2 separate regions of the Homo sapiens genome follow, and region 1 is linked to region 2. A link is an interaction called in ENCODE POLR2A ChIA-PET data of the cell type or tissue named here. Cell type or tissue: MCF 10A. All regions are shown on one strand. Links, peaks and the distances in the headings refer to the core of each region. The heading gives the core; the rest is flanking DNA. Region 1 overlaps LPGAT1 (lysophosphatidylglycerol acyltransferase 1). Region 2 has its middle 98 kb from the start of LPGAT1-AS1.

Evidence for each region. ChIA-PET counts read pairs that join two places held together with the same protein. Peaks named below come from ENCODE experiments on the same cell type or tissue, not always from the same donor. Only the 100,000 strongest peaks of a DNase experiment are listed, where the experiment ranks them.
Region 1: POLR2A ChIA-PET joins it to region 2 with 10 read pairs; 5 of 35 experiments call an interaction of 5 or more read pairs at or near these places.

Annotation. Positions count from the first base shown.
Region 1 is chr1:211,808,787-211,820,792 of GRCh38, forward strand. All of the region lies in intron 2 of LPGAT1 (lysophosphatidylglycerol acyltransferase 1), which reads right to left. Among named protein-coding and RNA genes, the nearest start is that of LPGAT1, 16 kb to the right of the region's middle. In MCF 10A, for the core only: no CTCF peak of the experiment used is centred there; a DNase peak (open chromatin) is centred at 5,025.
Region 2 is chr1:211,922,967-211,934,972 of GRCh38, forward strand. It overlaps the pseudogene LOC124904505. Among named protein-coding and RNA genes, the nearest start is that of LPGAT1-AS1, 98 kb to the left of the region's middle. RefSeq lists an enhancer at 5,376-5,877. In MCF 10A, for the core only: no CTCF peak of the experiment used is centred there; DNase peaks (open chromatin) are centred at 5,515 and 6,205.

The sequences.
Region 1 (12,006 bases), core at 1,971-9,970, 120 kb before region 2:
CTCCAGATCAAAGTAATAATGGGAGGCATTACTAAATGGACTGCACTCTTTTTGTTTCGTGTTTATTTTCTTCCATTTACTATCTAACAACCTCTCCCCCAAAGTAGCCTGGTTCAAATTAATTGTGTTGGCCAGGCACGGTGGCTCACGCCTGTAATCCCAGCACTTTGGGAGGCTGAGGTGGGCGGATCACGAGGTCAGGAGATCGAGACCATCCTGGCTAACACAGTGAAACCCCGTCTCAACTAAAAATACAAAAAAAAAAAAAATTAGCTGGGTGTGGTGGCAGGCGCCTATAGTCCCAACTACTCGGAAGGCTGAGGCAGGAGAATGGCGTCAACCTGGGAGGTGCAGCTTGCAGTGAGCCAAGACCACACCACTGCACTCCAGCCTGGGCGACAGTGCGAGACTCCAAAAAAAAAAAATTAATTGTGTTAAACCACTGAGAGCTGAGGTAGCTAAGACTTCACATCTTAAGTTTCTTTCTATAGTATGTCCCAATAACAGCACTTCCACCTGTACAAAATCCCCAACTTGCTCAAAGGTTTCTTGTCTCACCCTTTTAAATAACTCCTTTCATTTATGTATAAGTTGAGCAACAACACTGAATTCAGAGATTCAAATGTAAATCAAAGGTCTTTTAATTTTATAACATTGGGAAAACTTTAACTAAGTAATGGAATTTAGCAGTATCGGCCTTAGATTCCTGATATGGTTTGGCTGTGTCCCTGCCCAAATCTCATCTTGAATTATAGCTCCCATAATTCCCATGTGTCGTGGGAGGGACCTGGTGGGAGGTAATTGAATCATGAGGGGCGTGTCTTTCCCATGCTGTTCTCATGATAGTGAATAAGTCTCACGAGATCCAATGGTTTTATAAAGAGGAGTTCCCTTACACAAGCTCTCTCTTGCCTGCCGCCATGTAAGACATGACTTTGCTCCTCATTCACTTTCCACCATGATTGTGAGACCTCCCCAGCCATGTGGAACTGTGAGTCATTCAAACCTCTTTCCTTTATAAATTACCCAGTTTTGGGTATGTCTTTATTAGCAGTGTTAAGAACAGACTAATACAATTCCTAAAATGAGTAAATGGAAAAAAGGAAATTCTAACATCTCCTAAAGGTAAAGGATTACACCAAATTGCCAGGAATACGTGTACAACATGAATACCTCTCTGTTTTGCTAACAGAGCTCTAAAAAGCTTTAGAACTGAACTATTATATATAGTAAGGGTTTTGATCTTAAAGAAATGTAGAGCCGGAAAGGAATTTTGAGATATTTTAAGTCAAGCAGAAGAAACGTAACTCTATGGTTCCTCCCTGCCTGAATGAATTAGTTGAAAAGAAAAACACAGATGGTAAATATAATTAATTTACACCACCTCCTGTTCACTATCCCCCAAAGCACTAATTGATATGTTCATTCATTCAACTGGTTTTATTTTCTTCAGAGAGACACAGGGTTCTACCACTGCAGAAGACATAAAAGTATACTAGAATTCTATCATGAAGTAATTAATGCAATTCAAGAGAAAGTAGAACGTGACGGAAGATAGAGGGTGGAAGGAAAAAAGAAAAATTAAAACAGATAAACATTTTAAATAGTATACACAATTTGCCTGCCTTTCCAGTCAACAGATGTATGCCCTGGAGTACAGATAGACTGGAATCTTGAATATGCTGTTCCCTGTCATATTCAGCTCTCATGCCCATCATCATGTCAGCATCTCATATGCCCATCATCATGCCAGCATCTCACTTAGCTGTGTGATTTTTGCTTTTTAAAGGTATGTTTTCTTCCATATAAAACTTAAGTCAACTTTTTAATTGAGGTAATACAATCCCTGTCTTCAAGAAGTTTGCTCACTTATTGGGAATAAAAAACAAACTGTGAAATAATACAATACACACGAAAATATGTACGTACCACAGAAGCTAGGAAAAGAAGTCATTGTGAGCTGAAATATGAAGGGAAGAGATACAAAAGACAGCGAGAACATGCCCGGGTAGTAACCTTCCTGGGGAGACAGCTGGTACTGAGAAGAAGAGGAAATAAGATTATATCTATAAATACAAATTCAGATTATAGGATTACTTTTAAAAGTCAGATACTAGACTTTAGGCCAGGGAATACAAAATTCCTGTTTTATCACCACACAGGTGACAACAGAGGGAAGTAGGCTTCCTATATGACAATAGGGAGCAGTGGGACTGTGTTTAAATAAAGAGAACATTCACCACCCAAAGTGGGGAGACACTATTCAGCTCTAGTCTCTTGCTGATATTTGGAAACACAGACCCAGGCTACCATATCCTCCAATTCTTTAAAAGTAATTGGAAAGTCAAGAGTTTTTATGAAAGTTAAAGAAAGAGGACATTAACAATGAAGGAAGGTTTATGAGCAAGCAGGGAGGAATGAAATCCAAACAAAAGGACTGGGTCTTGATAGGAGGGACATTCTACACTGCAGCAGAAAGAATAAAGGGAGGGAGCACCCAAAAGATAAGGCAGGCTTGGGCCAGGTTATTAAAGCACGAGAATCCTTAACATTATGTTATAAACAACAGAAAGCCAGTAGGTAAAAGGAACTGATAACATACGGGTCAGAGGGAAGGAATGAAGAGCTGTCGGGAATGATGGAGGCTAGTTTGCTAAATGGGGATTTTTTTTAAAGATGGGAGTATCTTGGCTCAGCACAGTGGCTCATGCCTGTAATCCAGCACTTTGGGAGGCCAAGGTGGGTGGACTACTTGAGGCCAGGAGTTCAAGACCAGCCTGGCCAACATGATGAAACTCCGTCTCTACAAAAAATACAAAAATTAGCCAGGCATGGTGGTGTGCACCTGTAGTCCCAGCTACTCAGGAGGCTGAGGCACAAGAATTGCTTGAACCTGGGAGGTGGAGGGTGCAGTGTGCCAAGATCCTGCCACCCGCCACTGCACTCCAGCCTGGGCGACAGAGTGAGACTCTGCCATCCCGCCACTGCACTCCAGCCTGGGCGACAGAGTGAGACTCTGCCATCCCGCCACTGCACTCCAGCCTGGGTGACAGAGTGAGACTCTGCCTAAAAAACAAAAAAGATGAGATTATCTTTATATCCTGGAGGATAAGAGCATTCATGGTATAATGAAAACACATGGGCTTTAGAGCAGCCCTTCACTCAAAGACTAGCTCGGCTCTTGCCAGCTCTATCACTCACATTGTGCACATTACCTAACTTCCACAGATCTTCATTTGCTCACTGATACCACTTCCCTTGACAGGATTGTTTTCAACATTAAGTAAGAAGCCATGTGTAAGCACTTGTTAAACGGCCTGGCACAGCAGATACTCAATCAAGGTGTTTCTTCTCACTAGAAGCATTACTGGTTATCTGTGTTGGCACAGAAGTTAGTCTCCCTACTGCAGAATGAAGTAAAAAGGCTTGGGAGGGCTTTCTTTTTAACAAAAAGTCTTATCAAAGGATAAAAAGTTTCTAAGGGAACCAGAGAAATTAACCTAACCAGGAAACTATACATGGAAAAATCTAAGGTTACAAGAAAAAAACATCATTTTGAAAATGGTATTAATAGGATGATTAATGTAAGCATATGACACAGAGACAGGAAAGAATAAAGAGATTAACTAGAACACACTATAGGTATAAGGTTCTCACTGAGCAAGGAGCCCAAACCTAGAGTCCATAGGATCCATTAATGGACTTCAGAGTTGTGACTCCTTGAAACTGTAAAATTGTGACCATGTGCAAAGGTTCTATGGAAAGCTGAAAAATGCACCCCTCCACAACCCCAAAGATATCCATGTCAAATCCCTGGAACCTGTGAATGTTACTTTATATGATAAAAAATGTGATTAAGTTAAGAATATTGAGAGGAAGTGCTTATCCTGGATTATCCAGATGAACCTTAAATCCAACGACTCGAGTCCTTGTGTAACAGAGATACACAGAGAAGAAAGGGCAGTAATGTGACCCTGGAGGCCGAGGCTGAGTGATGCAGCCACAAGCCCAGGAATGCAGCCCAGATGTTGGAAGAGGTGAGGGATCTCCCCCAGAACCTCTGGAGGGATCTTGGCCCTGCTGACACCTTGATTTGAATGTCGGGCCTCTAGAACAGTGAGAGAATAAGTTTATGTTTCTTTAAGCACTTCTGTAGTAATTTGTTTTGGTAGTCACAGGAAACTAACACAGGTGCACCCTTCTAGAGGGAGGGGCTATTTACTTTCATCAGATTCTGAAAGAGGTTCTAATAAACCTCCAAAGGTAAAAGAACTACCACTGCAGAAAGTAAGCAAAACTGTCTATAAATAAAAGAATTAAAAAATTTTTAAACGAGCAAAACAAGTAGTTATTTGGATAAGGTCTCATAGCTACTAAATGCTGAAGTAAGAATTTATCTATGAATATAACTCAATATTCATTTCATTATCTCTTGGGGTTCAACTCTACGAATGCATTAAAAGGAAGTGATTCCCAAACAATTCAATAATTTGTTAAAAATATAAGTTCCCAGGCTCCACCCCGATGTACTGATACAGAATCTCCAGGGTACAGGAATATATATATTTATGCTTATAAATACGTATGTTTTCTTACTTAAAGCTCCTCAAATAATTCAGATGTTTAGACAAGGTTAGAAATTATGACTACGAAGCAGGGGTCCTCAAACTTTTTCTATAAAGGATCAGAGAGCAAAATTTTCAAATATGCAGGCCAAGAGGCAAATGAGGGTATTATGTCGGTACTTATGTAACAAATTTGTTTTCTAACAAATTTCTACGAAAATTTTATTGACAAAATTCAAAATAAAAAATTAATAATAATTGAATACAATTTATATAATGCAGGTCTACTAATGACAAGAATGGAATTATTTCTCAGGAGAGAACATTTTGCTTAACTGGAGTTCAAAGTTAGTGTTCTCTTAGCATCAGGTTGATTGCAAATGTTCATCTGTACAAGCTTCTTAGCTGGAGGGGAGTTATGAAACAGGCAGTGAGCTGGATTTGGCCCAAGGGCTGTAGCTTGCCAACCTCTGCAGTAAGGTACATGAAAGAAGAAAGAACCACAACCCCTGCCCTTAAGCAATTTACAAGTCTGTTAAAGAGACAGGAAAAGAAAAGGTAATAGTCAAGAACATGAAGGAGAAATCTGAATGTTGTAGAGCAATGATTCCTAACCTTGTCAAGTATGAACATTCTTTTTTAAGGTCAAAAAATGTGTCCAGCCTTAACATATCAGTTCTTTTAGAATTGAGTGAAAATATCCATAATAAAAGTAACAACAAAATTTAAAAGCTTTTAAAGGATTTCTTATTAATCAAAACAGCAGCCACATATATTTGAAAAACATTAGCACATATTTACAAGACACATTATTTATTCATCCACAGATGGTACTTAATATGCGTATGGATTCCTGACCCCCTGAGATAACTCTGAAGCACTGGAGGAAATCTCAGCCCAATAGTTAGGAACCACAACTACAGAGTTGATGCCAAAGAGGTTCAGAGGGAGGCAAAGAGTGGAAACTGGAGCAGTGTGGAAGGGTGTCACAAGGTTAGACAGGCAGGTAGAAATTTTCAAAGAAACAAAGAACAGATTTTGGGGAGAGGAAGAATGAAACTGAGAAAATGAGGAGGGGTTGCAGGAGAGCAGCCTTACTAAAGAGCTTGGAACAGGACCAGATCCATGGGGGCTCTGGACCACTCAGCCTGATTCTGCCAACAGAGCCAACATTTAAGTGCTTTCCATGTATGGAGTGCTGATATGCATTCTTTCATTCAATCCTCACCAAGAACAGTTTCCTAATACACTAGCTGTGTAAGTAAATGATCCCGGTTTCATCAGGTACAACCCTAAGTGGGTCAGGATCTAGACTTTTCCACCTTAAAAAATAAAAAATGTAAAAAGTCTTCCCTTGACCCTATATCACTCCCTCCAGTATCACCCTCTACTCCTTCACAGCCAAACTTCTGGAAAATCATACATTCTTGTTTCCATTTTGTCCTCTCCCATTCATCATTCATCTTCGACCCACTCCAATCTAGTTACACTTCTACCACCTCAACAAAGCTGCTCTTGCTAAATACAATAAAAGATATGTCAGCTCTCATCTTGGAAAATGTAAATAAATGCTCAGCTGCATTCAGCGGGTCCCTGCATTGAAACACTGTGGACTTCTGTGACCCCACACTCTTAAGGCTGGCATTCCTTCCACTTCTTCTCTTCCCATCTTCCTCTCTTAACCTCCAAATGGTGGCATTCCCTCACAAGTTAATCCTGGGCCTCTCGTCACTTCGTACTGAGATATCCCTAGGTGATAGCAGCTTTAAACACCATGGATAATTTGCCGATTTCTCTTTCTAGCTCAAGTTTCCCTTACAAGTTCCAGACTGCACATCCATGTCAATTTCACAGCTCCACTTGGATGTTTTTCATCTACCCTATGCTAAATTTTTAAATTTTTAAAATCTTTCCTCTCAGTTACCTCCTCTCTAAACTTCCCCATCTACCCAGCAGCTCACACCAGAAACCTCAGGGGCATCCCTGTCACCTCTCTCTCTACCTCATCCTCCATGTCTAATCTCTCAGCAAGTCCTGACAATTTTCCCTCCTATAAAACTCTCCAATCAGTTCACTTTCCATCTCCACTGCCATCATCACTAGACCAACCATCACCCTCACCTGATAAGGTGAGAATCTTCCACACGGTCTCCTGGCCACACACACTGGCTTCTCTTGAGTCCATTTCTACAAAGCTGCAGAGTAGAATTACAAATGGGAATCTGATTTCATCATTCCCTTACTTAAAACTCTTCGATGGTTTCCTCAAGATAAATTTCAAAATCCTTAATATGCACTACAAAGCTTTAAAGGATTTGGCCTCACCAGCTTCCCTCAACCACTAAACTCCTCTCCCCCTCACTCCCTCCCTGCTGCAGCCACTGGCCTTCCCTTTGTTCCTCAAACATGACAAATGCTTTTCTTTTTTTTTTTTTTTTTTTTTTTGAGACTGAGTCTTGCTCTGTCACCCAGGCTGGAGTGCAGTGGCACAATCTCGGCTCACTGCAAGTTCCGCCTCCCATGTTCACGCCATTCTCCTGCCTCAGCCTCCTGAGTAGCTGGGACTACAGGCGCCCGCCACCACGCCCGGCTAATTTTTTGTATTTTTTTTAGTAGAGACGGGGTTTCACCGTGTTAGCCAGGATAGTCGCAATCTCTTGACATTGTGATCCACCCGACTCGGCCTCCCAAAGTGCTGGGATTACAGGCGTGAGCCACTGCGCCTGGCTTTTCTGCCTTTGTGCATGCTGTCCCTCCTCCTAGCTTCACCTGGCCAACTCCTACTGATTCCTCAGGTCTCAATTTCAGTGTTCCTTTCTCAAGGGCATCCCTCCCTGGCACCACTAGTCTCAAGCTCAAGTCCTCTGTCTCATCCTCTCATAGCCCTTTTCACATGTGATTCCGTGGTTATGATGTGACTCCTGTTGTCTCTCTCCCACACTAACATGTAAACTTCTTAAGAACAGCAACTATGTTGTTTTGTTTGCCACTGTACTCCCAGCCACCAGCACAATATCTGACACAGAGAAGGCACTCAAATTTTTGCATTAGAATAGGTGACTGAATTAATAAATTGCTTTGAAGCACTGCAAAATTTACAAACATAAAATCTAATTAGTTAATATTTTATTCAGACTACGGCCTAAATTATTTTTATTGATTGATTAAAGCAAGAACTCGATTGAGCTACACTACTAGCTAGGCCTGAATAGCCTCAGATATATTTCTAAGACTACCTCATAAGTTAGCTTTTATTCATTTACACATGCCTTTTCCCAAAAGGCTAACATAATTATTTTCCTAGACATTAATATAATAATGATCATTCTAATAATAATGAAATTATCATTTATAGAGTGCCAAACACCAGGCTTCACTTTACATTCAAGTTTCATAACCTCCATTTTTACAGATGATGAAACTGAAGCTCAGAGAAATTAAGCAACTAGCTCAAAGATAAAACTAGCAAGTGGGAGAAACAGGATCCAACCTCATACTAGCTCAAAAATCAATGTTTTTTCCCCAACACATCATGCTATCTCTAATATACTTATTTTGCAATATCTATTATTTGTTGAAAATACATCTGTATACAAATATCTGAGGCTTAACACAGCTTAGAATGATTATTTACACTTTATAATGGCTGCTCAATTCAGAGTCTCATATACAAAAACAAATTCTATCCCAACCGTATAAAACAGCCTGCAACAATTATTCCAAATGACATCCTAGTTCCTTATCCATGTAACCTATACTTATAAATTTAGCCCCCAGTTAATTTTCTTCCCTTCAAGGACCTCAATTAACTTTAATAAATGGAACCATCATATTAGGGGGAAACGTATATATTGATCTCTGTTTTTCAAAAAACTTGTCACAAATGCATTTTGAACATGCAGTTCATAACGAACTCAACTATTCATAAAACCATCCGTCGCTGGGCATGGTGGCTCACACCTGTAATCCCAGCACTTTGGGAGGCAGAGGCAGGTGGATCACCTAAGGTCCGGAGTTCGAGACCAGCCTGGCCAACATGGCAAAACCTCGTCTCTACTGAAAATACAAAAATTAGCCGGGCATGTGGCCGGCGCCTGTAGTCCCAGCTACTCAGGAGGCTGAGGCAGGAGAATCACTTGAACCCAGGAGGTGGAGGTTGCAGTGAGCCGAGATCGCACCACTGCACTCCAGCCTAGGGGACAGAGTGAGGCTCCATCTCAAAAAAAAAAAAAGAAAGAAAGAATTTTTAATAATCTAGATTTTAGATAATTATATTCTTAAGAAGAAATGAGACATTCTACTAACTAATGAGTGTATAAACAACTGGCAACATTTTACCATGTCAGTAATAGGATACATGAAACTTGAAAAACCTTGTGACCACAGCTTTTGGTAATGGTGCTTCATTTTTTCGTTCCTATTAAATGCCTCTGCTTCATAAAATCAGCAGTTGAGATTACTAACAAACTTTCAGGTTTTTTGTTTTTGTTTTTGTTTTGAGACAGAGTCTCACTCTGTCCAGAGACAGGCTGGAGTGCAGTGGTGCGATCTCAGCTCACTGCAACTTCTGCCTCCTGGGTTCAAGCAATTCTCCTGCCTCAGCCTCCCGAGTAGCTAGGACTACAGGTATGCACCACCACACCAGTCCAATTTTTGTATTTTTAGCAGAGACGGGTTTTCACCATGTTGGCCAGGCTGGTCTCAAACTCCTGACCTCAAGTGATCCACCCGCCTTGGCCTTCCGAAGTGCTAGGATTACACGCGTGAACCACCGTACCCAGCCAACTTTCAGTTTTTAATGGCAGGGTTCATTAGTCTTAGGCACTACTAGGGCATATAAATGCAAAACCATGCTTAACAGAAATAGACTAGTAATTATAATTTAAATATTTTAAAATGAACATCACCCAAGTCTCTGGGATCCAAGCAAGTATCCTTAATAAGTAAAGTAGGCCCAAAATAAGACAAGAAGCAGGATCTTGGATAAACTGGACAGTAAAGGGGGTGGTCATCATGCAGCTCCAGCAAATCGTTACTATGCAGGAACAAGGGCTCAGCATGGCCAGATCTCTAATTTCTCAAGAATAGCTGGAAATGTGGAATTTGTTTTCATGTTTTGTGAAATCTCCCTAATTTGAAATGTTGACAACTAATTTAAGTTTAAATAGTGCTAAGACAAAATAAAACAGATCAGCTTCTGAATATGGCCACTAATTTGCAAACTCTGAAAAGAAACTCCTAAAACAAAGCCTAAATACTCAGCAAACCCTAATTTTAGATTAGGAATGGTAAACTCTTATGTAACAATATTTGTCAAACTTTGGAGTGCACTAGTGATCTTTAAAGTTCTCAAGGCAGACCAGACCCTAGAGCTTTACTGTATTAATGTCACATTTATTTCATATTCCTTACTAAAGTACCAAAGGTAACTCACTCCTTCCATTCGTTTTGATGACATTTTCTTACTGCAGCCAAATGGAAATAGAGTGGATGTCTTAAACATATGCTACTGGTAAGCAGTCTAAGAATCAAAACACGTTGGAAACCACTGGGAGACAAAAGAAACACACTTTGGAGCCTACTTTATGCTTTTCAACAGACCTCAAAGAAAATTAATTAGATGGTAAAATTGCTCTCCATTCTATAATAATCAACCAGTGTACAATAGGATGGTGGCAGTGCTATTTTAATTATAATTACATAGTTAAACAAAAATCTTGTGTTGTACTTTTTGGTATGGACATAGCAGCATTATAGGCATGAATCTTCTGGGAAAATACAGATAGCAACAAGGAGAAAAAACTGCGCAAAACTGCTTTTTCAGAAAACCTAGGAGAAAAACAAAAATATAAAAATCCCAGGCCGGGTGCGGTGGCTCATGCTTATAATCACAGCACTTTGGCAGGCCAGGTGAAAGGACTGCCTGAGGCCAGGAGTTTGAGACCAGTCTGGGCAACTTGGCAAGGCCCCATCTCTACAAGAAAATTAAAATAATTACCTAGGCATGGTGGTACATGCCTGTCGTCTTAGCTACTTGGGCTGAGATGGGAACGATCACTTGAGGCCAGAAGTTTCAGGCTGTAGTGAGTTGGAATGCACCATGGTATTACAGCCTGGGTGACAGAACAAGACCCTGTCTCCAACAACAACAAAAAAAACCAAAAAATTTAAATCTAAAAAATAAAACCACCAAAGTACCTGAGAACAAGGCTGAGATCAAACAAGGCATACAATCTATGCTGGGGTGGAGAGCAGCTTATAGGGCAAGACAGTGTGGCATGTGATGAAGAGGGCCTGACAGTGGCAGATCTCAGAAAGCAACAGAACAATACCTTTCCTTAAGAAAAGAGTTGCCGCGCACGGTGGCTCACGCCTGTAATCCCAGCACTTTTGGAGGCCGAGGCGGATGGATCACCTGGGGTCAGAAGTTTGAGATCAGCCTGGCCAACATGGTGAAACCCCGACTCTACTAAAAATACAAAAATTAGCCAAGCATGGTGGCAGACGCCTGTACTGCCAGCTACTCGGGAGGCTGAGGCAGAGAATCGCTTGAACCCAGGAGGCAAGAGGTTGCAGTGAGCCAAGACTGCACCACTACACTCCAGCCTGAGCAACAGAGTGAGACTCCGTCTCAAAAAAAAAAAGGCAGGCAGGGGGGTGGTTTACATTGGCATGCTGGAGCCATGTCCCTCCAATCACAGCTGCAAAGGAAGGAGTGGAAAGTTCAGAATTAGCGGCAAAAGACCTTCTAGAAGGTCTAGACATTTTTTTAGAGAGGCAGAAGACTTGTGGCCACACAGAGAAACACACCCAGGTGTCATATGTGAAAAAGACTACCTCTGAGGCAGAAATCTGGAAATCTACCCTGGCCCCATACAAACCTCCTACAAATAACAGATTGAGGAAAATCCAATTCATTAAGTCACAAGGAAAAAAAGGTAACTGGCATGGTACTGACTGAGAGATACTTTAAGAAAAATGATAGATAATGTACCAACTGTCAGAGTACACTAAAAAAAAATTACAATGGAGAAGACAAAAATTATAACTGAATAATTTTGCTTGATTTTAAGAAAATCAGTGAAGCCATCATCACTAAGAACAAGACCACAAACAAGAAATACAAGAACTCAAGGGAGAAATGTCTAGATAACAGGAATAGGGAAGCATGAATTGGTAGAACTAAACAAAAAAAAAAAATAGAAGAATAAACAAAGCCATCACAGAAATGAAGAAGAAACTGATAGGAGAACAAAGAAGAGACGTTGCAGAAAACACAGTAAAAGACATGAAAGAAACAAACAAATGAAAAACGGTTTAAAAGGATTAAAGGAAAAATAACAGATATAAAAGACATACAAAAGGAGATTCAACATACATATAACTAAGGTCTCCAAAAAGGAAAACCAAAACAATGAGACAAAGTAAATATTTAAAGATA
Region 2 (12,006 bases), core at 2,963-10,962:
TGAATATTTGTCACTGTGCCTGCTGCTGCAGTGGCCAGCTGTGCTTGGTCCCAACTAAGAAGGCTTGTGCTTGTCTGTTTGGAAGTAGGTATTCCTTGCATTTCATCTGTAATGTAGGCAAGCAGTTGAAAGAGAAGACAGATTTTAATTTTTAATGGCTCATGTCACTTTGCTGCTCTATATATCACAGACTCCCACCTTAGACTGTGGGTTCCTCAAGCACCTTAGACTGTGGGTTCCTCAAGCAAAGCAATCACGTATCAGGCATGTAGTTGCTACCCAGTAAGTGGTTGCCAGGTAAACGACTGAGCATCTGAATACTGCTCCTTATAGCACCTAATAAAAGGGGAACACACCTTATCTGAAAAGGTGACTCGGCAGTCAGGTGTACTGTCACTTAACAGGGAGTCATCACACGATGCTTTTTACTGCAGAAAGAGATAAAACAAATGGATCTGCCACACAATGTAAAACATGAGGGCAATCATTGCGCACCTCCATGCCTTCTGCCTGTCACATGTTAGTGACTTAAAGATACACTTACAGGAAACGATAGTATATACTTCCGAATTGCAGTGGGTTATCTGCTCAGCTGCTCTTCTCTGGGGCCAGTACAACCTCCCCTGCACTTCTGATGCACACACCCCTAGATAGTTCCAGGTGGTCATGTTCATGCTGTGACCTGCCCAGATTCCTCTCCCAGGAATTGGGAATTTTGGACACAGAAGCACAAGGAAAGGGAGCTGTCTGGGGAGGCAGGCCCATTATGGCAGCCTCCTGGAGGGAAGCCCACCACCACTGCTACTGCGCACCCAAGATCAGCCACAGCAACTGCCCATTCTAGGCCAGCACAACACAGGAAAACACGACATGGAAATACATAGACTCTAGTAAAACACACACACACACACACACACACACACACACACACACAGATGGAATCAGAAAGCTTGCTAGTCCTCAAAAATAAAGATGTAAAATTTGGAAGTGAGTTACTTTTTCTCTGTTGCTCTCCTCACTTCTGTGGTATCATCACGGCTTGTATTTTACTGAATATTTCCGACATTTCTAGAAACCTATGGAGGGCAAGAATGTGTCTTATTCACCTTTGTGCATCTCACTGGCCTAGCCCACCCCTCACCTCCACAGGCACTCGATGGACACTGATGTAGCTGAATTAAGTTTGATTGACTAGGACAAAAATAATGAATTCGCATGTTTCTAGGGTAAACAATATTAAAACTATGCTCAAATTTAATCATTTATCCTTCTTTCTATCCAGATATTATTTAGGAAACAGGCAGCCATTAGGTAAGTGCCTGTGCTTTTTTAAAAAGGGGGGAAACAGAGATGAAAGGGAAACTCCTGTGGCACATTTCCCATTTCTTGTCCCCAGCTCCTGTGCCTTTGCCTCTCTTTAGCGCCCTTTCTCTGCCCTCGGCCTCCCTCACCACTTCATGGCCCCAACTGCAGGGCTGTGTGCTGTCGGGGGCCCCACCGCAGACACCGCGAGTTGTGTCTTACTATGCAGTTTGGACAGGGCACAGAGGGCAACTGGGCGCTGCCATTCTGGACACCTCACCGAGTAGACTCTTGCCAGAGCCCAGCTGCCTTTCTGAGCTTTAGAACCAAAGAAAGACATGGCTGAGGGAAGAGCCACGAACCAGGAGTGGTCAGAAACGGGTCACCAAGAAGGTCCCCAAGATGGTGAGCTTGGGGGAACGACAGAGCAACCCTAAGGAGTCCTTTGGCCACTGTTTAAGACTGAGTAGCCTCCCCGTTGGAAGGGCTTTTTATTTTTTTATTTGATTTATATTTTATTTTATTTTATTTTTGAGACATAGTCTCACTCTGTCACCCAGGCTGGAGTGCAGTAGTGTGATCTCAGCTCACTGCAACCTCCACCTCCCAGGTTCAAGCAACTCTCCTGCCTCAGCCCCCTAAGTAGCTGGTATTACAGGCTCATGCCACCAAGCCCAGCTAATTTTTTGTATTTTTAGTAGAAACGGGGATTTGCCATGTTGGCCAGGCTGGTCTCAAACTCCTGACCTCAAGTGATCCACCCACCTCAGCCTCCCAAAGGGCTGGTATTACAGGCATAAGCCACCGCACCCAACCGGAAAGAGCTTTTTATAGTGATTTACTGATCAGTGAATTTGTCACCTAAAAACACTCCAGAGGTGTGGGTGATGGTTTTGGTGAGATGGGGAGAGGTTCTGAGTCAAGAGCGGCAGTCTTATGCTTAGAGCAGTCAGGGCTGTTACTCCAGCGCCAGGTGTCCCCTGGCCACACCCTCCTGTCCTGCCCTCTCGGCTGCCTCACCCCAGAAGGCAGCTGTGTGGTGCTGACTGAGATGCGGCTGTGGATGCAGCTGAAGGCTGCCAACATTCAAATGCCTTCCCTGCTGGCTGCTCAGAAAGTGCCGGACAAAGGAGAGGGAGATGATACAGACACATTTCTTAGAAATCTGTAAACCTGTATTTGCCTGTGTGCTACACTAAATATTGTATACAATGAAGGGGGCCTTGCACTTTGAGGGGATTCCTCTCATGTTTCAGAATGTTAATGATAAGAAAATGTATTCTTACATTATTTTTCTATGCCTGTACTATATCTTGGAAAGTAAGCAATTGAGGTGATTTTTTTATACTGCAGACCCATTAAAAATAATTGAAATATATCTTTTGATTATTTTCTTCTGCTTATTTTTATTTATTTATTTATTTTTGAGACAAGATCTTGCTCTTTTACCCAGGCTGGAGTGCAGTGGTGCAATCTCGGTTTACTGCAGCCTTGATCTCCTGGGCTCAAGCAATCCTCCTGCCTCAGCCTCCTGAGGAGCTGGATTACAGGAGTGCACCACCACATCTGGCTAATTTTTCTTTTCTTTCTTTCTCTCTTTTTTTTTTTTTTGTAGGGACGGGGTCTCAGTATGCTGCTCAAGCTGGTCTCGTACTCCTAGGCTCAAGAGATCTCCCTTCCTTGGCCTCCCAAAGTGCTGGGATTACAGGCACGAACCACTGCACTGGGCCTATTTTCTTGACTGTGAGTAATACATGTACCATTTAGAAAGAATCACCTTATTAATATTGCTATAGACCTTCTTACTTATGTACCTTTACATGAAAATATATTGTGTTAAAAATAATTAGATCATACCATAACCATAATGTTTTGAAACTTTATTTTACTAAAAAATATATCATGAATGTAGTTCAATGACAGTCAACAGATGTACATCATCATCATCAATCTTAATATTACATAGTTTTCTATTTTATGGAGTAGTATAATTTGATCAGTTTCTATTTTAAGACTTTAGATGGTTTCTAATTTTTGTCTTAATAAACCACATTTGATAAATATATTTTTATAATACCTCTGCTTTCTTGTCTGATCACTGTTTTAGGAAAATTTCTTAGAAGTATAATCTTTACATGATTTTTCACTCATAGCCACTCTTTCATCTAGAAAAACTCTACCAATTTATACTCCACCCCACCCCCAACAGGAATGGCATAAAAGTCTATTTAAAATAATTTTAAATTTGTTTTTATTAAATATTAAATACATACAAATAATATTTCTAATGTGAAGGACGTAAAGAATACACAGATATTTATCTGTGAACCCACCATCTAGCTTCAGAGCTAGAATATCACCAGTCTCCTAGAAGCCCCCCTGTGCCTTCTCTGACCCCATCCCTGCACTCCTCCTCCTCAGAAGAAGAATCCACTTTCCTAAACTGTGTCTCTACCAGTTCCTTGCTTTTAGTTAGTTTTACCACATATGCTTGTATCCTTTAACAATATGTGCCTTAGTTCTGCATATTTTTCCTTTATAGAAATTAAATTGTACTTATGTATTCTTTTATAACTTGCTTTAAAAAATTTGTAAATGAAGTATGTCACACATTCAAATGCCTTCCCTGCTGGCAGCTCAGAAAGTGCTGGACAAAGGAGAAGGAGATGATACCAGACCCATTTCTTAGAAATCTGTAAACCTGTATTTGCCTGCGTGCTACACTAAATATTGTATACAATGAAGGGGGCCTTGCATTTTGAGGGGCTTCCTCTCATGTTTCAGAATGTTAATGATAAGAAAATGTATTCTTACATTATTTTTCTATGCCTCTAATATATCTTGGAAAGTAAGCAATTGAGGTGATTTTTCTTATACTGCAGACCTATTAAAAATAATTGAAATATATCTTTTGATTATTTTCGTTTAATTTTTTTAGAGAAGTGCATGTATATTAAGTTCAGCGTGGTGCATTTTCTGAGGGAGCACATGCCTAGATCAAGACACAAAACATTACTAGCACCCCAGAAACCCTTTTGACTCCCTCCCAGTTACTGTCTTTGTCTGAAAGGAACCACTATTCTGACTTCTAACACCATACAATTTATACAAATGGAATTAGAGTGACTGACTTCACACGCTCAACTTTATGTTCATGCCTCTTGCTATATGTAGCTACAATTCACTCATTTTTACCACTGTATAGTGTTCTATTATACAAATATATAATTTATATATCTATGTATCTATTGATGGATATTTGGGTTTCTTCCAGCATTTGCTCTTATAAACAGGGGTGTTCTAAGCATTCTCCTATGTGTCTTCTTATGCCCAGGTGCAAAGGTTTCTTTAGGAGAAACTAGGAATGGAACTGCAGGGTCATAGAATATAGTTATTGTTTGCTTTAGAACACGAACTCACCACTTACCACTCAATGTCATACATGAACTCACCACTTACCACTAAAAAAAAATTGGCCAATCTAATAGGTAAAAATTAAATTCATTGCTTAAATTTGCATTTTTAAATTATATTTATTTCACTATTACTTTTTTTTTTTTTTTAACTCCTGGACTTAAGCAATTCCTCCCATCTCAGCCTCCCGAGTAGCTGGGACTACAGGCAGGCCCACTGCTCATAGCTACATTATTACATTTTTTTTTTTAGCTGTTCATTGGTCATTTTTATTTTTTCTTTTGTGGATTCTTTGTGTTCTCAATTTCCCATGCTAGTTGCTGATCTTTTTCTTAATGATTTGTAAATGCCTTTATATATTAAGGATATTACTCTGATATCTATTATGAATGCTGCAAATATATTCCCTATAATTTATTCTATCTTAGAGTTTGGCTTATGATACTTTTTGCCATTTAATGTTTTATTTCTTTCCCCTGGGATGTGCAAACTCCAGAGAAATGGGGTCAGTGCTCCCCCATTTCAAGTTTTAAATTAAAATTTTTGTCCAATTAGTGCCATCATTCTTTTTTTCTTACAGGCTCTGCCCTTTCTGCTGTTGGAAGCAGGTTTAAACATGCTTTTCTACTCCAGGATGACGCATTTGTTAAGGTGACTTTTTATTTTTCATATTTACTGAGTAACTGGTTTTCCCAAGTTGCTGTCCAGAGATAGCAGTGGCTGGGTCAGGGTGTGACCTGCTATGCAGACTTTAGAAGCAGAAGTGATGATGCAGCTTCTGTTATCTGGAGATCTGTTTTCATCACACAGAGGATGATAAGTGAATTCACTTGTGTGCTAAGGCCAGTCCTTTGCTTCTTATGCAAAGGATGTGGAAATAATAGTCCTTTCTCCCTAGAACCCAGCAGGTAGGCTGGGCTCATTACAACAGGGAAATTTCACCAAAGCAAGAACACCTGAGGGACAAAACTGGCCTGCCAAGACCAACCAAATGAACTCTCCAGCAATTGCCTGGCATGGGCTCCCCTCCCACAGGGGTTGCTGATTGCTCAGGCTTTTATAATTCTTGAGCCCTGTTCCAAGGAGTTTTTGTGGTTTAAATCAATATGCTTCTGGGAATAAGTGCCCTTATTATTTCCTCGTTCACATTATTTGCTGTGCTCTTATAGCACCCTGACATAATATTCTTTGTGCTGCAGTACAATAACAGTCCTTTCAGGAATCTCTAACAGCTTTCTAATTAGGACCTACAACCTCACGACAGATGGAGAACATGAAGCCCAGAGACAGGGATGGTGAGGCTTCACCTTGGTCACAAAAGAGCCAAGCTTCAGGGCCTATGGGCTACACTGCTTATCTAGCAGTGATTGCAGAATTATAAGGCTGCTTCAGGGCATGGCAGGGAATGCTGGATCCTTTGCAGTAAGGCTTAGGGGCACCCGCTATTGAACTAGCCTCTGCCATTTCTAGCCACACCCAGGAATCGGTTGAGCAATAGCTCTTGTGTTTACAGCCACTTCTCAGTGGCAAGGCTCAGACCGGAAACTGCATGAAGGCTAGGTAATTTGACACTGAATTTTGCGTTAAATAGTTAAACTTTCTTGATTACCTACCATGTGCCAGCCACCATGTTGAGCACCAGGAAGGCAAAGATGAACTCCCAATCCCTCCCTTTGGATATTTACAGTCTAGAAGAGGAGACAGATCTGTGAGCAGAACATTATAAAGTTATCAGAAGCCGGGTGCTTTACTAGAGAGTAGAACAGAAGGCCAGTAGTACTCAGCCCCGGGGCCTTCAGTGTTCTTCCTGCTTCCTGGAAAGGAGGACTTTTGACTTGGGTAAATCATAGGAGATGGGCTGGAGCTTGCTGGGCAGAGTTGGGAGAGAAGTGCGTTGCATGCTGAGAGCCAAGCACCGACAAAGGCCCAGAGACGTGCAATGTACTGGGGTTCAGGGAGCAATGAGAAAGTCAGCATGTCCAAAGTGGCCATGGTCATCCCACTGTTCTTTCTCTTGTCTATTATTACAACAAAAATCTCTCTGTCTATGCTCAATATTTTATTTCGGATGTTGAAAAGGCTGAACATTGTTTTTGTCTTTGCCTTGTTGCTTTAACCCTTCATTTCTCCTCAGGGACTTGTGGGTGCCTCTGAGGAGGGAAAGGTCACGTATCTTTCCTGAAAAAAAAGCACAAAGATGAATATCTCACTGCAGTATGAGGACACAAGGTGGGGCAGTTCAGGGAATTTGGGGCAGGAACCCAGCTGGGCTTTCTTTTACCATCTTTACAGCAGAAAACATGGCCTTGGAAAGCTTCCAAGGTTACCTGTCCAGATCCAGTCATCCAGAGGGAGGTCCTGTGGTTCAAAGCTTGTTGCAGAATCCATAGATGAAAACACATGGCAGGTAGGGGTGTGAGGGGAAAACACGAGCTGGCAAGCAACCTAACACACGGCCCACGTAGGAGCAGAAGCCTCAGATTTGAGCTTTAGGAATTGGGTTCACAGCTGGCTCTGGAATCAGGCTGGACTGCAGTGGTGGGAAACCAAAGGCCACCTCTGGCTTCCTTTCTTTGCCTTTTTTTTTTTTTTTTGAAATGGAGTCTTGCTCTGTCACCCAAGCTGGAGTGCAATGGCGCCATCTCAGCTCACTGTAGCCTCCACCTCCCAGGTCCAAATGATTCTCCTGCCTCAGCCTCCCGAATAGCTGGGATTACAGGCACGTACCACCATGCCCGGCTAATTTTGTATTTTTAGTAGAGATGGGGTTTCACCATGTTGGCCAGGCTGGTCTCAAACTCCCGACCTCAAATGATCTGCCCACCTCAGCCTCCCAAAGTGCTGAGATTATAGATGTGAGCCACTGTGCCCAGCCTCTTTGTCTTTGTTTTCCCTGGTGTCTTCCTTGCTCACTCCACCTTCCACAGGGTCTTCCAGGTTTCATATACCTCCTTAGTCAACACAAATAATGTGTGTCCTGCTCAAGTCTCCCTCAGTGCCACTTGGACACCTCAGCTAGACCTTGGCACCACGGACACTCACTGAGTACCCTGACATAGGTGACAACATCTGGGAGCTTCCTGGGGGCAGGGACTCTGTCCCTGCTACACATATACATGATGATTTGCACATAGTAGATAGTCTAGGAAAAAGAAGGGCCAGGAGGGAGGAAAGATGGACAGGGAAGAACCTAGCTGGAAACTGAAACCCCAGCCATCCAAAGCAACAACATATTCTAAATTCTGACCAAGAGGAGGCTGCTGCTGGAGGAGGGTGAGAATGACTAGGAGGAAAGAGATAGATAAGTACTCTTAAAAAAAATTAAAAAAATTAAAACTTTCTTGCAAGTTTTAGTCACTGCCCACTCCCTCCTACCTCAGCCCTCAGTTCAGAGCCTCAGCTGCACTTGAGGCCCACGGTGAGCCTCTGTGATACTAGCAGGCCCTGCTCCAGCCTCTCCACTGCTCAGAGCTCAGACAGCTTGCCTCTCTGCCTCAGTCTCCGAGGCGAACACTGGGGATGGCCAGCAGGCAGATCAGCCAGGATTGCTTCAAGCCAGGGTGAGAACCAGGGCTGGAGGCCAGAATAGCCAGGGAGCTGATGGGAGGCATGGGGCAGTGGAGGGAGCTGGCTGCTCCTGGCAGGACATGGTAACATTAGCCTCCATTTGTCTACAGTGCCTCCGACCCCAGGGCCATGCAGCTAGACTGCTTCACACAGATGGATTGGGATACGGGCTATGGAGGAATACTGAGTATTGTGTCTGGCTAGAAATCAGGACATGGAAGGACGAACAGGTTTTTCACGGATGGAGGGAAGAGTGTTCAGACAGAGGGAAAATATGAGCAAAGCCACAAAGGTAAGATAGTGCAAACTGAGCTCATGGAATGCCCAGGGTGCCAGTTTTACTGCGGGCTGGGATACACACAGAGGGCCGTAGAAAAGAGAGGTCTGGGCCGGGTGCAGTGGCTCACGCCTGTAATCCCAGCACTTTGGGAGGCCGAGGCGGGCAGATCACGAGGTCAGGAGATCGAGACCATCCTGGCTAACACGGTGAAACCCCGTCTCTACTAAAAATACAAAAAATTAGCCGGGCGTGGTGGCAGGCGCCTGTAGTCCCAGCTACTCGGGAGGCTGAGGCAGGAGAATGGCATGAACCCGGGAGGCGGAGCTTGCGGTGAGCCGAGACTGCGCCACTGCACTCCAGCCTGGGCGACAGAGCGAGACTCCGTCTCAAAAAAAAAAAAAGAAAAGAGAGGTCTGGCTGCTAGGCCTGTGTCTAATTGTGGAGGATCTTCAATGATATATTGAAGAATGTGCACTGTATTGGGAACCCAGTTTTGTTTTTTTTTTTTTAACAAGAAGAGTGAATTGCAGCTGGCGCGGGGGCTCACATATGTAATCCCAGCACTTTGGGAGGCCAAGGTGGGTGGATTGCTTGAGCCCAAAAGTTTGAGACCAGCCTGGGCAACGTGGTGAAACCCCGCCTCTACAAAAAAATACAAAAAATTAGCCCGATGTGGTGGCACGCGCCTGTAATCCCAGCTACCCAGGAAGCTGAGGTGGGGGATCCCTTGAACCCAGGAGGTCAGGGCTGCAGTGAGCTGTGATCGTGCCACTGCACTCCAGCCTGGGCAACAGAGTAAGACTCTGTCTAGATTTAAAAAAAAAAAAAAAGAAGAATGAATTGGGAAGCAATGGTAAGAAAGGTTCACTCAGAGGAGACTGAAACTAGCAGCAAGGAAATTAGGAAGTGAAAGCAATATTCCAGGAAGACATAATGAGGTTGTGAACTAGGATGATGGTAGTGGGAAAAGAAAGAAAGCACGTTGTGAAGAACAGCACCCCGTTCCCCAAAAGTAGGACAGCTCCTCTCCCTGCATGAACACCTATCTCACAGAAACATGCAGACACACACACTTAGGAGGTGAGAGAAAACACAGCCTCTTCACCGTCACTCTCTTCTCAGCTGTCAACCCCAGCCCTCCCCAACTCCACCCCCACTCCACCCCCACCACTTCTCTGTGCACCCTTCTCCTGTTCCCTCCATCCCATTCTGGGCAATGGCTGGAGGCATCCGCTCTAAGGACAGAAAGAGTCACACGAAGGTTATTTATATCTGCGGCTGCACTGCCTGAGCCCTTAGTCTCGAAGGCATGTGTTTGGTGGGGAGCTGGGCCACAACGCATCTCCCAGGCAAAGCCCTCCTGCTGGGAAGTCTGCAGCTGTGGCCTCCATGAAATCTTGCTGATAAAATAGGGCCAAGAGGTCATAGAGTCCATTCCTCTGCCTCCAGAGAGGCTCTTGGCAAATGCACCTCTGTGATTGAACAGGCTTCCTGTCTTAAGGCCCTTCAGAAGCACCCATGAAGCCTGAATGCTTCCTTCTTTCAGTATGTAATTGTTTCTAGAGTTCACTAAGTTCTTCCTTATACTCAATGTAAACTTCCTTGCTTCTTGCTCCATTTTTGGGGGGTGGCAAACTCTCCAAAACCTTGTTAGTAGGGAAAGAGTTCTGATCAGTTAGGTATGAAGCACCCATTGAACCTTGGGGCTTATGTCCAGTAGATTTGATGGTGCAAACTAACTTTGGATATAAGCCCATTTATTTTGCAGTTGACCAAATAAGTCTCAGAAAGAATGACAGGATGTCTGGGTCGGCTCACTGCACTGGTGATACTTCTCCCATATCTTCCTGGCACTCCCCTGCCCCCTCTCTCACTTCCCCAGGGATCAATACTTGTGCTGACAGGGAAGGCTGAGAGATGGAAATACCCTCCTCCCAACAGAAAAGGATACATTCCTCTTGAGTCTAAGAGCTTTTAGTCCCTTCTAGGTCCTCAAATGAGACCTGGAACGTCATCCTTCTTTAAGGCAGAGATGACCTGAAATGTCACTGTTTTGTAGGGCTGAAGTTCCTGTCCCCGCTGCTCTCTGGGCCACTGGGCCAGGCTGGCCAATCCACCACTGAGGAGGAAGGCAACCAATATCTGTTGGGCACCCGCCAGGCACCAGGCTTTGTGAGTGTTATCACATTTAATCTTCACAACTCTTCAACAGGGTAACTATGAGCCCCCTTTCACAGATGAAGAGGCCAAGGCTCAGAGAGATGTGATGAGAAGAAACAGAGACTCGGAGAATAGCCAGGTGGCTGATATAGGGTGTGGGACAGTGGAGAGAGCTGTTCGTTCCCATTAACAGGACCTGATAACATTAGCCACCATTTATCCACATTGCAGCCAACCCCAGGGTCGGGCAGCTGAGTGTACACAATACTGGTTACAGAGAAATATGAAGGATCGTGCTTGGTTAGACAAATCAGGGTCAGGGTGTTTCTATAGGGTCTGGAAAGACAGATGGGTTTTTCTATGTGGAATAGTTGGTGTCAGGGGAGACTGAATTCTGACAGGAGTTATTTCCCTCTGGCCAAAGCTTTGTGGGAGTTTCCCATCTTCCCCAATCACAGAGAATTGAAGCAGGCTTAAGATTGCAGTGAGAGGCTGAAGTGGGAGGATCCCTTGAACTCAGGTTGAGGCCGCAGTGAGCTATTATTGCGCCATTAAGCTCCAGCCTGGGTGACAGACCCCTCATTTTTAAAAAGTAAAAATTAAAAGATTGCAATGAGTGGTTTAGGTTGGATATAAGAAAAACTTAGTGGGTTGTGAGGATGGTTAAATACCAAAGGAGACACAGGGTGAGTGAGCCTTTGTGAAGGGCTGCACAGGGAACTGCAGTGGCTCTGCCCTGGGGAGTCCTGTCCAAACCCATTCCTTTCTCCTTTCACTGGAGAACATGATCAGCCACGTGAGGAAGCTCAGGCTCACCCTGAATAGTCACGGTCAGAATGTGTTTCTCACCACCCTCCCTCCCATGGTCTCTGCAGGAAAGAGGGGGTGGCATGGCCGTGAACCCCAGGAGCTTGGCCACCACTGTATTCCCAGCACCTGCTATGCTGTGTGTGTTTGACAGACATCTCGTGCATGAATCAAAGAATACCTTCTCAAAATGGTTTATGCCCTTGCTGGCCATGCCTTTAGCATACATCCGGAAAATCTGTGTTCGAATTCCTTCTCTGACAAATGCTGATTGAGCTGCAGTGCCTTGTGATGTCAGCTGAGTTACCTTCAGTGCTCAGGAGTGTTTTCTTTTCATCAGCTACTCCTGGTCAGCCACTTGGGAGTGGGTGGGGGGCAGGGGGAATTAGTGCCTAGGACAGATTCTCAGGCCCTCTCATGTGTCAACAGCCCTCAAGGAGATTCCAGATGTGCTCACTCTCAGAGACAACAATTCT